Linked DNA regions of Homo sapiens: region 2 is linked to region 1. Evidence: read pairs that join two places in POLR2A ChIA-PET (ENCODE). Cell type or tissue: PC-9. All regions are shown on one strand. Each heading gives the region's core, and the rest is flanking DNA. Links, peaks and the distances in the headings are about the cores only. Region 1 has its middle 19 kb from the start of NAP1L1. Region 2 overlaps OSBPL8 (oxysterol binding protein like 8).

The links. ChIA-PET counts read pairs that join two places held together with the same protein. Peaks named below come from ENCODE experiments on the same cell type or tissue, not always from the same donor. Only the 100,000 strongest peaks of a DNase experiment are listed, where the experiment ranks them.
Region 2: POLR2A ChIA-PET joins it to region 1 with 18 read pairs; 2 of 35 experiments call an interaction of 5 or more read pairs at or near these places.

What each region holds. Positions count from the first base shown.
Region 1 is chr12:76,099,707-76,108,162 of GRCh38, reverse strand. No RefSeq gene overlaps it. Among named protein-coding and RNA genes, the nearest start is that of NAP1L1, 19 kb to the right of the region's middle. In PC-9, for the core only: no CTCF peak of the experiment used is centred there; DNase peaks (open chromatin) are centred at 2,412 and 4,552.
Region 2 is chr12:76,353,118-76,361,573 of GRCh38, reverse strand. It overlaps OSBPL8 (oxysterol binding protein like 8), which reads left to right. Exons shown (of 24, transcript NM_020841.5): 22 at 2,763-2,868; 23 at 4,846-4,948; 24 at 5,553-8,456. The coding sequence ends at 5,685. Among named protein-coding and RNA genes, the nearest start is that of BBS10, 8.9 kb to the right of the region's middle. In PC-9, for the core only: no CTCF peak of the experiment used is centred there; no DNase peak of the experiment used is centred there.

The DNA.
Region 1 (8,456 bases), core at 1,993-6,992:
TTTTTTTTGAGACAGGGTCTCACTGTGTCACCCAGGCTGGAGTACAATGGTGTGATGTCGGCTCACTGCAACCTCTGCCTCCTGGGTTCAAGTGACTCTCCTGCCTCAACCTCCTGAGTAGCTGGGACTATAGGCATGTGCCACCATGCCCAGCTAATTTTTGATTTTTAGTAGATATGGGGTTTCACCATGTTGGCTAGGCTGGTCTCAAACTCCTGGCCTCAAGTGATGCACCGGCCTCAGCCTCCCAAAGTGCTAGGATTACAGGCACGAGCCACCATGCCCAGCCGGAAAAGAAAGTCTTAAAATTAATTTCAACAAATCCTTAGCCCCTGATGGTATTTTTTTCTATCAGCTTTTAATGATGACAATGGACTAAAGCTTTCAAAGGCAGGAACTGCTGGTTTATCTTCATCATCTTTTGAGGATAACTTTCTGATGTAAGAATTAATTATTTCACAAATCTTTGCTTGTCAGTCTTCTACACAGGTCAAGACTCTATTAGTCTTTATCTTTTCCAAATTAATAATGCAGATGCCAAAAGAAATGACATCTTTTCAACTCAATTTTCATTTTTATTATAGCAAAACTGCTTTATATATTTAAGAGATGAATTTTTAAAATTATAGTTATACTGAAAGAAAAAAATGAGTGCAAGAATACTTATTAGGTGCTCCCTTACAAGTAAAAGGGATATTTATGCCTCTTATTTATTTTAATGTTTTTTTCTAATGTACTTACTATGAAATTATATACAATGAGATATAAGCGTATAATAGAATTGCCACGTGAATCACAAAGTTTGCTTCCAGATATTCTTTTTATTAACCAGTTCATTAAAGCAAGCCTATTGCCTGCACAGATCATGCTAACATTTATTTACTATTTGTGGCTCTTGTCATATTAGGATCAATCATTTCTGTTGTTATTTATGTACTTTTTCTCCGTCCTGTTAGACTATGGGCTACCTGAGGAAATTTCTATTATGTTCACCATATTCTATATCCCCAGAGTGTTTATACCTCTGGCATAAAATAGACCTCATAAATATAATAATCGTATGTTGAGTAAACAAATGATATCACTAAGCACCTGAGATAAGTTCATTGCGATAGCTGAACAATGAATTTGGCAAAGTTTCTAGGCAGTTAAGGATTAAGGAAAACCATATTGGTCTATGTAACTTTTCTTCTAACTAAAAAAGCATGCACGTAGAGACAGTTTTTCTTGAACTAAACTCAAAGACATTGAGTAACAGAAATGACCACATCTGTGGTTTCACAGGACAACCAAATGGCTATTCAAATGAATTATTTTATGACCCTCTGTAAAAGTTTATATTACATTTAACTAATAAGAATGTTGTCGCAGATAACAAATTATATGGCCCAGGTGCATTGATAGCAGCTAACGAAGACCATTTAGTGTTAATTGCTTAAGCTTTGAGTCAGAAAGATCTGGGTTTGCATCCTGGCTGCACCATTTAGAAGCTGTGTAATCTTGGCAATTTACTTACTCCCTCTGAGCCTGTTTCCATGTCTGTCAACTGTGACACTAATCCCTAATCATAAATGTTCAAATTAATGAGATAATTTGTGTTATCCTCCTAACAATAAGTAAATGCTCAAGTATTATTCACCAGCAATATTGAAGCAAAACTAGAGGGATTTGAAAGAATCAATAATAACCATAATGATAAATCAGTTTTTTCCCAATCTCAAGACCTTAAGTAAGCATTATGCAAGTGGCATCTCTCAGTCAATTCTTAACTAAATGTTTCAGGTCAGTATGGGAAATGGAGAAATGTTATGTTGATAGCTAAGGGGAGAGTATGTTTTAGATACCAGGTAGTAGGGAGCAAATTAGTTCTACTAGGAAAGAAAAACATCCAGACTTTTTATCCAAACAGTATTTTCATTCAATTAATCAGAAGTACAGACAGCAAGAGTGCTTGGGGATATAGTCAAACTCTTTTATCAAAACTTAAACAGGCCGGGTGCGGTGGCTCATGCTTGTAATCCCAGCCCTTTGGGAGGCCAAGGCAGGCGGTTTACAAGGTCAGGAGATCAAGACCATCCTGGCTAACATGGTGAAACCTCATCTCTACTAAAAATACAAAAAATTAGCCAAGCATGGTGGCGGGTGCCTGTAGTCCCAGCTACTCACGAGGCTGAGGCAGGAGAATGGCGTGAACCCAGGAGGTGGAGCTTGCAGTGAGCTGAGATCAGGCCACTGTACTCCAGCCTGGGTGAGAGTGAGAGACTCCATCTCAAAAAAATAAAAATAATTAAAAAAAAGACTCCATCTCAGAAAAAAAAAAAAAAAGCTTAAATAAGTACTTGATTGAGGTTCCAAGTGCCACCTAACAAGAAAGAGCAGCAGAAAACTATGTCATCTTGATGGACTGCCAGATGAGTCAAGTAAAGAAAATGCACCTCCCAAGGTGGTGAATAAATTGAGATACCTTTTAGATCTGCTTAAGGGCTCTGTTAAAATGTTGCAAACTTGGCTAGACACAGTGGCTCACGCCTGTAGTCCCAGCACTTTGGGAAGCTGAGGTGGGTGAATCTCCTGAAGTTAGGAGTTTGAGACCAGCCTGACCAACATGGTGAAACCCTGTCTCTACTAAAAACACAAAATTAGCTGGGCGTGGTGGTGCGTGCCTGTAATCCCAGCTATTTGGGAGGCTGAGGCAGGAGAATCGCTTGAACCCTGGAGATGGGGGTTGCAGTGAGCTGAGATTGCTCCATTGCACTCCAGCCTGGGCAACAAGAGCAAAACTCCATCTCAAAAAAAAAAAAAAAAGAAAGGCCGGGTGTGTGTGGTAGCTCACGCCTATAATCCCAGCAATTTGGGAGGCTGAGGTGGGCAGATCACCTGAGGTCAGGAGTTTCAGACCAACGTGGCCAACATGGTGAAACCCCATCTCTACTAAAAATACAAAATTAGCCAGGCATGGTGGCGCATACCTGTAGACCCAGCTACTCAAGAGGCTGAGGCAGGAGAATCGCCTGAACCCGGGAGGCAGAGGTTACAGTGAGCTGAGTTCGTGCCACTGTACTCCAGCCTGGGCAACGGGAGCGAAACTGTCTCAGGAAAAAAAAAAAAAAGTTGCAAACTACCTACAGAGTACAACTCTTCAAGTTTGGGAGTAATGACCAGCAAGACATTTGTCAGCAACTCCTCAATAGGTCTGATTGTTTCTTAGGACAACTTTTGTTATAAGAAACCAGAGAGGCTTGGACAGTGGCTTACACCTGTAATCCTAGCACTGTGGGAGGAGGCGGGAGGATCGTTTGAACTCAGAAGTTCCAGACCAGCCTGTGCAGCATAGTGAAATCTCATCTCTACTAAAAGAAAAAAAATTACCAGATGTGGTGGTGCTTGCCTGTAGTCCCAGCTACTTGGGAGGCTGAGGTAGGAGGGTCACTCGAGCCTGGGAAGTCAAGGGCTGCAGTAAGCTGTGACAGTATCACTGCAAAAGAAAAAAAAAAAAAGGCCGGGCATGATGGCTTACACCTATAATCCTGTAGTCCCAACACTCTGGGAGCCTGAGGTGGGAGCATCACCTGAGCCCAGGAATTCAAGACCAGCCTGGGCAACACAGCAAGAACATGTTTCAATCAATCAATCAATAAATAGTGCTATGTTAACAGACTGTCTATGAAGTATTTTATAGATTGTCTTATTAAATCTATACAATAGTTTCATGAGGGAGTCATTATTATTTTCAAAATGCAGATGAGGAAAGTAAAGTTCACAGTGATGAATTAACTTGTTTCAAACGATTTGGCTGGTCTGGGGATAATAGGTATTTAAACCCTGTTATATCTAATTCCAAAGCCCTGCATACTGTTCACCATACTCTACAGTCTTTCCGCTAGAGAAAATAATGATAATAGTGCTTCCCACATATGAGCCACTTTTAGATATCTTGAGCTAGTATTTAGTAGCTGTGCAACCTTGGGCAAGCAATTTAACCTCAGCTTCCTCATCTCTAAAATGGGAATGATAACAACAGCAGCTACCTCAAGGGGTTGTAAAACTTAAGTGAGGCATATATGTAACATTTGGAACAGTGCCTGGCACATGGTAAGAGCTCAATAAATGTTTGCTATTTTGATCTAATTCAGTGTTTTAAAAATAGATTAACAAAATAGCTTTTGGTAGTCTCAATTGCTAATTGTAACTTGGTCTGGAAAATTTTTCTGAAATTGTATCTATTTGTTTTCAAAGATATGAAACAATAGTGGCTGACCAGTCCTACCTTCATCTCCATTCCCAAAAGGTTGACAAGACTGGCATCAGCCAATCTACTGAAGTGTCATAGAAGGGGAAACTTCTCGGTAAAGTCTGAGTATGACAGAAAATCCTCAGAGCTCAGGAGGTTTATCAGACGTTGAAGAGGCCATCTTTCTTCATGGAATCTTTTTTTTTTTTTTTTTTTTTGAGAATGCATAAGAAGGATAGAAGATTGGGCACTTTGGATGGAGAGAATGTTATCAGATAAGGGGCCAAGTGAAGGCTGCTGTCAAATGCATACCTTACTTATTGGTCACCAATTTTGCAATTCTGATTCTCAGCAGTTGCTCAGAGATCCTTTCCCACTGGCCCCTGTGACATAGGCAATCCATAAATGTTGGGAACTTGTGTTTCTGGGGCAATATTTTTTATGAACTGGGGCAGAAAACAGATTATTAAAGCTAGGCACCCCTTTACCACTTGGGACCCTGCATTTTATCCCTAGAAAAAAATGTTAAAGCAAACTATGCTAGTGCACCGTTCTAGCAGTGATGACCTCGTACACACACACACACACACACACACACACACACACACTCCACATACACAGACAATAGCAATAGCCCAAGCCTCAGGGAGTAGAGCTCTTAGCCATTTAACTAGAAATGGGAAGCATATCAAGTTCCAATAGCAGGAAAACAGCCACCAAAAAAACCCCAAAAGACACCCAACAGAATAAATATCTGGGCCTTCTTCTTCCCTTCTCTTTAGATGTATTGTAGCAGAGACCTTCTGGAGTCAATTATATTGTCCCACTCTCAGAATAATTCTTTTTTTTTTTTTTTTGAGACTGAGTCTTGCTGTATCTCCCAGTCTGGAGGACAGTGGCATGATCTTGGCTCACTGCAACCTCTGCCTCCTGGGTTCAAGTGATTCTTCTGCCTCAGCCTCCTGGGTAGGTGGGATTACAGGTGCCTGCCACCATAACTGGCTAATTTTTGTATTTTTAGTGGAGATGGGGTTTCACCATGTTGGCCAGGCTGGTCTCAAACTCCGGACCTCAAATGATCCTCCCTCCTCGGCCTCCCGAAGTGCTGGGATTACAGGCGTGAGCCACTGTGCCTGGCCTCTCAGAATAATTCGAATGGGGGTGGGATGAGGGACAGGTCTCAGACCCATCAGAAAAGGAATAGCCTATCACAGCAGACCATTAGTGGAGGGGAGAATTTCAGGAAGTTGGAATCTTTTGGCAAATCTAAAGTAACATTTCATTTTCATGGAGGGCTAGTTCTCATTATTCCATTCCTTCTGCGGATCCAGACGTCACAGGCAGGAGGACAGGAAGACAGGATCAAAAACATCAGCCAATAGTAAAGGAACCATTTATTATTACACAACCTCATTGAATTTATTTTTACTTATTTTTTCTTTTTTAAATATTCTTTTTCTTGTTTTTAAAAATACACAGGGTCTCATCATGTTGCCCAGGCTGGTCTTGGACTCCTGAGCTCAGGCAATCCTCCCGCCTCGACCTCCCAAAGTGCTGGGATTACATCACTCCCTGGGGCATGTCCTCATCGGCACTTTTGAAGACTGTTAGCCACAAAGCCAGGCTATACAGTGGGAAAAGCAGTGAGGACATGGAGAAGGCATTATCAACTGTGTTAAAACCCAAGCTGAGGAGCATACACATCATTTCTACTCATGCTCTGTTGGTAAGAGCTTAGTAATACAGCTACAGCTCAATGTTCAGAAGACTGGGGACTGTATTGCAGGAAGGCAGCCATGTGCCCAGAAGGAGAAGAGAATGAATTCTGGTGGGTAAATAATAGTCTCTGCCAAGGGGTATTCTCCTTCCTGGACTGATTGGGCTTTATCCCTAGGGCAGAAGGAATGATGTATCTGCCTGGGGAGTTTGGAGGGAAAAATGGGCAAGAAAGCCCAGTCTCTTCTTGGATTCCCTTTTCTTCAAACTTGCCTGTCCAGGTCTGCATTCTGCTTTGCTGTAGGGGAAGGGGAGGAATGTGCCTGCCCAGGGGGGCTTTTGTTAGTCAGAGGTGAAGTCCACTGCAGATACAAAGCCAAGTTCTCCAACCTTTCTTATCTGTAAGAAAGGTGATATTTTGATTTCCATATGTCTGTCCCCTGAATCTCTTCTCCAGTTGGTTTCAAACTCAGGCAGGAAAAATACATTTTACTTACCAGTTCCCTGGAACCCAACAAGTAGATAGGATCCTTTATCTTCCTTGCTCATGAAAGTATCCTATACTCATTGTAAAATTGTGTCTGAACCAGGTGAGGTGGCTCATGCCAACAATCCCAGCATTTTGAGAAGCCGACATGTGAGGGTCGCTTGAGGCTGGGAGTTTGAGACTAGCCTGGGCAACATGGCAAAATCCATTTCTACAAAAAATTTAAAATATTAGCCAGGCTTGGTGGCTCAAGCCTGTAGTCCCAGCTACTTGGGAGGCTGAGGTGGAAGGATCGCTTGATCCTAGGTGTCCAGGATGCAGTGAGCCCTGATCATGCCATTGCACTGAAGCCTAGGTGACAGAGTGAGACTCTGCTCAAAAAAAGAAAAACAAGGCAGGGTGCGGTGGCTCACACCTGTCATCTCAGCACTTTGGGAGGCTGAGGTGGGTGGATCACCTGAGGTCCAAGACCAGCCTGGCCAACATGGTGAAACCCCATCTCTACTAAAAATACAAAAATTAGCTGGGCATGGTGGCAGGTGCCTGTAATCCCAGCTACTCGGGAGGCTGGGGCAGGAGGAATGTTTGAATCCGGGAGGCGGAGGTTGCAGTGAGCCGAGATTGTGCCACTGCACTGCAGCCTGGGTGACAGTGAGGCTTGGTATCAAAAAAAAAAAAAAGAAAAGAAAGAAAAGAAAAGAAAAAAGAAAAACAAATTGTGTCTGAGCTAAGCTATAAATTATTATTATTATTTGAGATGGGGTCTGACTATGTTGCCGTGGCTGCTCTTTTAACTCTTGGGCTTAAGGGATCCTCGTGCCTCAGCCTCCTGAGAAGCTGGGACTATAGGTACATGCCACCTAAATAATTTTTAATATGTGAACCAAGTTTTAACTTGTAGATATGAAGAATTCTGCTTTGTATATAATTATAAACCTAAATGGGTATTGCTTTCCCACAAAAATTATAGTTTTTGTTATTGGTGATTCTGAGGAAATTTGTTAACTATCTCAGAAGTTTCAAAATGTCCTAAGAGCAAACAATACCAAAAAAGAACACCTGAAGAGATAAAATAATAATTTTAATGATAATAAAATACCACTGAAGTTGGAAAAATGGAACTAAAACACTTCCTTTTGTTTGTTTGTTTTTGAAACAAAGTCTTGCTCTGTAGCCTAGGCTGGAGTGCAGCGGTGTGATCTCGGCTCACTGCAACCTCCACAAGCGATTCTCCTGCCTCAGCCTCCCGAGTAGCTGGGATTACAGGGGCCCACCGCCACACCAGGCTAATTTTTTGTATTTTTAGTAGAGACGGGGTTTCACCATGTTGACCAGGCTGGTCTTGAGCTCCCAACCTCAGGTGATCCGTCTGTCTCGGCCTCCTAAAGTGCTGGGATTACAGACATGAGCCACCACGCCCGACCCTCTTATTTTCTTCTTAATTTACACCTTTTCCATGAATAGCTCTCCTTTCTGCATGCACACTAAATATTTCTGAATCTGTGCTTGCTTCACAAGTAATTTTCGTGAACTGTACAGTCAAATTTCTAACTGCTGGACAATCTACAGCTAGTGAAAATGTGGCATGTCCAGAACAGAACTCATTTTATACACTGTTTCTCCCAAATTGGAAGATTTTATGTATTCATATATATTCATATGGAAGATTATATATTCATATAAAAATATGTTTTTCCAGTATCTCTTGAAAAATTGGAAAATGTGAGAATACTGTCCCCATGTAACAACAACTGAGGTTGGTAGCTGCCCCTACTTTATTTATTTATTTATTTATTTATTTATTATTTTTTAGAGCCAGGGTCTTACTCTCTCAGGCTAGAGTACAGTGGTGAGATCATAGCTAGGATTATAGGTGTCCACCACTGTGCCCTGCCCAGCTTCCCCCTTTAAACAAAGCTTATGGTCTCCTGTTATTCATAATTCTTATTGCTCCCCACTGTCTTACGCTTGGCTGACTTCACACGATATGTTTCTGGAATGGCCCCTATAGGTATATGCATC
Region 2 (8,456 bases), core at 1,685-6,684, 250 kb before region 1:
TAAATATGGACTAATATAGTAAATTAGAGTGGGATGCTGCTGAAAAGATACCCAGAAATGTGGAAGCGACTTTGGAACTGGGTATCAGGCAGAGGTTGCAACAGTTTGGAGGGCTCAGAAGAAGACAGGAAAATGTGGGAAAGTTTGGAACCTCCTAGAGACTTGTTGACTGGCTTTGACAAAAATGTTGATAGTGATGTGAAAAACAAGGTCCAGGCTGAGGTGGTCTCAGATGGAGATGAGGAACTTGTTGGGAACTGGAGCAAAGGTGACTCTTGTTATGCTTTAGCAAAGAGGCTGGTGGCATTTTGTCCCTGACATAGAGATTTGTGGAACTTTGAACCTGAAGGAGATGATTTAGGGTATCTGGCAGAAGAAATTTCTAAGCAGCAAGACATTGAAGAGGTGACTTGGGTGCTGTTAAAAGCAGTCTGTTTTAAAAGGGAAACAGAACATAGAAGTTTGGAAAATTTGCAGCCTGACGATGCAGTAGAAAAGAAAAACCCATTTTTTCAGGAGAAATTCAGCTGGCTGCAGAAATTTGCATTAGTAACAAGGAGCCGAATGTTAATCCCCAAGAAAATGGGGAAAATGTCTCCAGGGCATGTCACAGGTCTTCATGGCAGCCCCACCCTTCACCAACCTGGAAGCCTAGGAGGAAAAAATGGTTTCATGGGCTGGGCCCAGGGTTCCCATGCTGTGTGCAGCCTAGGGACTTGGTGCCCTACGTCCCAGCCGCTTCAGCCATTGCTAAAAGGGGCCAAGTTACAGCTCTGCCCATGGTTTCAGAGGGTGCAAGCCCCAAACCTTGGCAGCTTCCACATGGTGTTGAGCCTGTGGTGCACAGAAGTCAAGAATTGAGGTTTGGGAACCTCCACCTCGATTTCAGAAGATGTATGGAAACGCCTGGATACCCAGGAAAAAGATTGCTGCAGGGGCACGGCCCTCATGAAGAACCTCTGCTAGCACAGTGCAGAAGGGAAATCTGGGGTCGGAGCCCCCCACAGAGTCCCTACTGGGGCACTGCCTAGTGGAGCTGTGAGAAGCGGGCCACCGTCCTCTAGACCCCAGAATGGTAGATCCACCAACAGCTTGCACTGTGCACCTGGAAAAGCCGCAGACACTCAGCGCCAGCCCATGAAAGCAGCCAGGAGGGGATACCCTGCAGAGCCACAAGGGTGGAGCTGCCCAAGACTATGGGAACCTACCTCTTGCATCAGCATGATCTGGATATGAAACGTGGAGTCAAAGGAGATCATTTTGGAGCTTTAAAATTTTGGAGCTTTAAAATTTGACTGCCCCACTGGATCTCAGACTTGCATGGGCCCTATGACCCCTTTGTTTCCAAATTTCTCCCATTTGGAACAGTTGTATTTACCCAATGCCTGTACCCCCATTGTATCTAGAAAGTAACTAGCTTGCTTTTCATTTTACAGGCTCATAGGCAGAAGGGACTTGCCTTGTCTCAGATGAGATTTTGGACTGTGGACTTTTGGGTTAATGCTGAAATGAATTAAGACTTTGGGGGACTGTTGGGAAGGCATGATTGGTTTTGAGATGTGAGGACATGAGATTTGGAGGGGCCAGGGTAGAATGATACGATTTGGCTCTGTGTCCTCACCCAAATCTCATCTTGAATTGTACTCCCATAATTCCCACGTGTTGTGGGAGGGACTTGGTGGGATCTCACCTTGAATTGTACTCCCATAATTACCACGTGTTGTGGGAGGGACTTAGTGGGAGATCATTTGAATCATAGGGGCAGTTTCCCCCATATTGTTCTCGTGGTAGTGAATAAGTCTCACGAGATCTGATGGTTTTATCAGAGGTTTCCACTTTTGCATCTTCCTCATTCTCTCTTGCTGCCACAATGTAAGAAGTGCCTTTTGCCATCTGCCATGATTTTGCGACCTCTGCAGACATGTGGAACCATAAGTCAAATTAAACCTCCTTTTCATCCCAGTCTCGGGAATGTCTTTATCAGGAGCATAAAAACTGACTAATACATCTTGTCTTTCTGATTCTAGTTTCTTCTCTTGCATTTAGGTTTTTAAGTTTAATACTGAACACCAAAATTACAAATCTATTAATAGGATAGAGTCCAAAGTTATTATTCTAAGGAAAATTTAGTCATAGTTGATGGTTTCATATACTTTTGAATCTTGTGCATCCACTTCAATCCTTTCAGTAAGTTTAAATAATGCTCTACAAAATAATGGTATCATTTTTATTTATTATAAGATACTTTCTGTACTACCCAGATGTGATTAAAAGTAAATAAACCGTTTTACTGGAAACCCAGCATTGTTCAGTGGGAATGTTTCTAACATTGGGAACAAAATAAATATGATTTATACACACTATTATTTAACATTCTATTATTTAACATTCTACTAGAGAATAATAATAGCTGGTGCAGTCAGAGGTAGGGGGATCTATATTCATATTTGTTTATGTATACATAATAATATCCCTGGATATAAACTAATAGTGATGGGTACCTATTTAGTGGGAGAGAGACTGGGTATACTCTTCATTGTGTATTTTACTTTTTGACATTTGTGCCAAAGTACTTCCTATTAAAATAAGATCATTTGATTGCATAAGTGCATCACATTTGTTAAATTTGAATTAGACTATTTCATCATTGTCTTTATTTCTGAATATCATGCCTATGTGCAGATAATTTTGACAATTGTACACAGTTGGTCTTTAGTCCAAAATACAGTGCAAATTCACAAAATAGTTATTTTTTTCTTTAGGTTAGCGTCCCCAAAATGAAACATAAGCCAACCAGGCAACAGAAGAAAGTAGCAAAAGGCTATTCCTCCCCAGAACCTGACATTCAAGACTCCTCTGGAAGTGAAGGTAAAAATATTTATTGCAGACTAATGAGAGTCTAACTTTTTAATTACTACACAATTTGATATGAATATGGTTTTTCATATTAACTCAAGTTATGTGAGTTTTGGTCGGGGCAGGGTTGAGATACAAAAGCAATTCTAGATCATAGATAAGTTGTGAGACCAGGACGCAAGGTAAAGAAACAGAAAATGAAAAAGGGGAGACATCTAAATAAAAACCACACTCTAGGCAGGGTGTGGTGGCTCATGCCTGTAATCCCAGTACTTTGGGACGCCGAGGTGGGCAGATCACTTGAGGCCAAAAGTTCAAGACCAGCCTGGCTAACATGGGGAAACCCCGTCTCTACTAAAAATATGAAAAAATTAGCCAGGTGCGGTGGTGCACACCTGTAATCCCAGCTACTTGGGAGGCTGAGACACGAGAATTGCTTGAACCCCGGAGATGGAAGATGCACTGAACCGAGATCACACTACTGCACTCCAGCCTGGGTGACAAAGTGAGACCCTGTCTCAAAAAAAAAAAAAAAAAAAAAAGAACCACACTCTAGTAGTAGCTACCTCTTATGCCTTGTTAACCTCTGAAAAATTGCTGATGGTTCCCTAGATTGAATTCAGAAGCATTTTTTGAGCTTTGAACTCAGTTCCATGCTTCAAAAATGTTTTTCATTTCCAGAATAAATTACTGTAGTGTTTGGAAGTGACAGACAATAAAAATATAAAACTTAGCAACTGCTAGCTTAAATTGTACTCCATTCTTATTCGAGTCAGATAATGTGTAAAGTATCTTGAACTACATTGAGATATAATCATGAAAGGATTAAAGTGATGTTTGTGACATGACAAAAAAAAAAAAACTTTAAGCCATAATCTCTACTGAGTTTACACTGAACTAGGGAGCTCATTTTAACCTATAAAGATAACACTAGAAGTGAATAAATGGTAGATTACTAAGAAATTAGATGACAAGTGATAAAGAGTTTAAAGGAGAGGGAGCTCAATTCAGTTTGAGGGAAAGTTCTTAGAATCCTGATGAATTATTAAGATTTCTAATGGATTATAGCAATCTAGGCTTGGAGAGTGGGGTAGGGGTAACATACTAGAGTAGTTAGAGGAATGAACCGAATAAAGGTTTAAAAGCAGGAGTCATGTGGCATACCAGTGTGTTAGAAGAGAGTATTGGTTGTATTGTTGTTATTCCCATTTTACGAGAAAAGAAACTGAGACACAAGTTAACCTGCCTAAGGTCACATACCCCATAAGTAGGTATATGTATGTTATATATGCAGATTTTTTGGCTCCTTAATTCACCCTGTCATCCACTTTACTATATTACTATAATGTATCAGCAGACATTTATTGAGTAATTAATTTGTGCCAGACTGTATGTTAAATACACCTTACAACAACCCTGTGAAGTCTGGTATTATTATCCCTATTTTTAAAATGAGAAAGCTGACACTTGCAGAGAGGTTAAGTAGGATCTGAACAAAAATGGAAAGGAAGGAATGCATATGTAGGGAATTTGGAAAAACATGTACAGCTTGCTGATTGGCAGTAAAAATTTGCAGAAGTGGTGTCGAAAGGGATTTAAAGTTTAGGTAACTAAACACTCACAATAAAAAATTGGAAAAAAGGGCTCAAGAAGCTGACTTCAGAGGTAGGCAAATGGGCAAGGAACAGAAGAGAGTAATACCTTCCTCAAGTTAATATGTATTTCTAATGAATTATTTCTGTTTTAATTAGTTAAAAAAACTGGTGCCATCCAAAATTCAACTAATGTGTAGTACTTTAAATATATTTGTAGTGTTCTAGTATTGCAATGATGTGTTTGAAACTTCAAAAGTGCAGAGTATTCATATTACTATGCTAATCTCTAGGCTACAAAAACAAATGCCCAGGAAAATTTTTATTACATGAGACACATTAAATTGAACTGTAGATTATTTTTATAGTTTCAACTTCATTCTAAATGTCTTTTTAGCTCAATCAGTAAAACCAAGTACAAGAAGAAAGAAAGGAATAGAACTGGGAGACATTCAGAGTTCCATCGAATCTATAAAACAAACACAGGAAGAAATTAAAAGGTAATAATATAATGACACTGACTATTCATTTGAGACCAAGGAGTAGTTAAGAATCCTGTTATATGGGAAATCATATGCAGACTTCATATTTTTATAACATTTAGCTAAGCTAAAATACAATGTTTAGCCTCTATCACCTGATGTTTGACACTTACGAAATTCCTCCAGCACTAAAATACTTGGGAAGGAAGGAGAGGTTGTTTTTTCTCTGTAAGGGTAGAATTGGAATCACTTTATTTTACTCCTATAGCATGCTAGGAATGTAGCTGGGTTGCATGTGGAGGTGGGATTGTTTCTGAGAAAGTCAGTTAACAAAGGCCTCTATAGTCCCCTCTGTGCATGGCTGTTATTTCATTGGAATGCATCAGTTGAAATATTGAAATACATCCATAACATTGGGTAAATATTTACTCCCTGAGCCCTTAAGTATTCCTCTTTGCAGTCCCAGACCCCGCCCCCCCCCACCCCTACATACCACCCCATGACCCAGCAACTAAAAATTATTAACATTAAATGCTCTGTGACTGTTTAATATCAAATTGTGGGCTCTATGCCAACATTTCTGGCAAATCATTACAAAATTTGTTGTTGCTTATTTTTATAGAAATATTATGGCTCTTCGAAATCATTTAGTTTCAAGCACACCGGCCACGGATTATTTTCTGCAACAAAAAGACTACTTCATCATTTTCCTCCTGATTTTGCTTCAAGTCATAATAAACTTCATGTTCAAGTAGAAGTTCTCTACCATTGAATCAGTGAACTAGAAAGATCTGATTTGGCCTGGGACCAGTGTTCAAGTTGGTTTGGTCTTTATTAAAAATCACAATATTCCGAAAACAAAAAAACCTAGGAGATAAATGTAGAGGTATTGACTTTTCGTATCTTTTATCTTCACACTGAAACAAGAGCTATCCTATTTGATTATTAAAGTGAGCTATGTGTTAAGTGCCAGGACATTTCTAGCTTTTGTGAGAATGTGTCTACATATGAGTATAATAAACCCACATGTATACACAATTGTCTCTTATGTACTCCTACCTGACAGTAGTCTTTGTATTCTATAGTATGTTCTGAGATATAATGTTAACATTGTTCATAACAAAAAATGCTATCAATCTTATAAATATATGTAATCTATTTTCTTCATAAAACAGGCACAAAAGTTTTATCAGTAAGGAATTACAGATTGAGAAATGATGGAATAATAGACATAATTAATTCAATACACTACTGTTAAAATCATTTGCAAAGCACTCAGCTCAATTATCTTCTTAGAAAGAAAGAAAAAGTATGAATGGTCAAAATGAATACATCGAGAGAGATAAATGGCAAATTGCTTTTTTAAAAGTTTACATAAGTTTTTTTTAACCCCTAGAATTTAATATTTGTAGATGCAGGTAAATATATATACTTACGTGTATATCAGTATAAAAACACTGGTGTGCAATTAATTGGATTGATTATAATACCACCTTAAGCACTTGCTGAAAAAAGTGTGGTCAAAATTGATTGCTGTCCTTTTGTCTTATTTTTGTTTTTCTTAAGTCAGCTGGTTCATAACATAGGCCAAATTCTAGAGATGTTTATAGAGCATTTGAAGTGCTGATAATTTATGTTTTTTCATTATGAAAACTTATTTTAGCTTTAGACTCCAGTGTGTTCAGTGAATAAGTAGAATATAAAAAAATATAACCAGTATTTTACTTCAAAAGCCAAAAAGAGGCAATAAGAAAAGACACTTTGTGGTGGCCTTTATGTGTGCATTAAAATTGGTTTCTGTAAAACGTGTAATAAGTTGAGTATCTACGAAGAGTATCAAGTTCTGAAGTTTAATTTTTTTATTATCCTCCTCTCTTCTTAGTAACTTCTTTCTGTGGCAAAACCACAATTCTTTAAGATTCCTATTGTTCAGGCTAAGGCAAATTTTTTTGTTTGTTTCTTCAGTTTAATATTTTGATTTTGTGTTTTTACGTAAATATTTATATTCCTTGAAAGCAATTTTTGCCAAGGTAGTTCAGTTTAGGAATATGTTGTTCTAAAATATGTCTTAGAATCCTGAAAGCATAGATTTTGAAATGTTTTTTTAATGAAAATGAAGGTCAGAGAGAATAATTGCCCTGACCACATTTGCCTTTCAGTAGGAGGAGGCTGTGAAATAGTAAAATTATAATCGTTTATGCCATGATAAATACAAGATTGGTAAATAAATACATTGATTGGTAAATTATGAGAATCAAAATGATAAAAAGAGCCTGCTTTTTTCCCTAACCAATATAGCTATCTTAAGTATCCTTAGGTTTCTGTGAAGAACCATTTCCCATGTTTTCTTGGCAAAATAATGCTGTATTCCATATGTACATGTGAAATGATGTTTTAAATTGATAAAAGCTTAAATAAGATCTACCTATACCCAGTATTTTCATGATATTAGAACAAATGGGTTTTTGGTTATATTTTATATTTGTCAATATAATTTTTGTATTCACATTCTGTTACACTCTGCCTATTCATTGATATATGATATTCTGTAAATATTGTACAATTTGATCTTTTTTATGGTTTAAATTAGTTAATTACATACAAATTGATTGGCTTATCACAAAAATCATTTCATCAGTAAACCTTGTTAACATTTTGTACTGGTGACCCACCTCTTAGGACTTTGGTCTTATCCACGTGTATGTTGTTTTCATTTGGTCCAAATAATATTTTATTTGTATGGGTATCTTCTAAGACTAAATAGGTAGTTGTGTTCTTTATTTTTAAAATTTCTTTTTAGAGCAAATGTTATGGGTTCTTACCCAAAGAGTCAAAAACTATTTCTTAAGAAAGAGCAGAGTTATTCATGACTGTTCTTTATACACTAAAAGCATGCATCTAATCTAATAGTCCTCTTATTATGCTTTTAGTTGTATGAGTCTCTTTCTATGAACTGAACACAAAACTCAGGAATTGGTGGCTTAATTTTAGATCAGTGCTTGTACTAGGCTTAGTTATATGAATCTTTATAACACATAATTACTAACTTTGTAGCCATATATGTAATTGACTTTGAATGTTATTTACCTGAAATTAATCTTCCTTCACACATGGACCGTAAACGGTTCCCAGTTGTCTGAGAGCCTCATGAGGGTTTCTAGGATTTATGACCTTATGACCAGTTTTTTTCATTTACCAAGATTTTATTTTCCTACATGAAAATTTAATTGAGTAATAATTATTCACATGTGCATTTTCTTTTTAGCTGTTAAATGTACTATGCCATCATCCACCATTTAGTAAAATGTAGCTGGCCCAGGACATGTAAAAAAAAAAAAAAAACAACAACAATAAATAGGGCATGTGAAATGTTAAGTTACAGCAATAGATATTTTATTTGTATTTCATGTTAGTACTTTTTTGTTTTATATCACTTATAAAGGTACAGTGTACTCTTTGTCACAGCTCAGTTGGTAACCGCATTCCATTGAAAAGTTGGCCTTGTAAAATACAACTCTCATTTAAT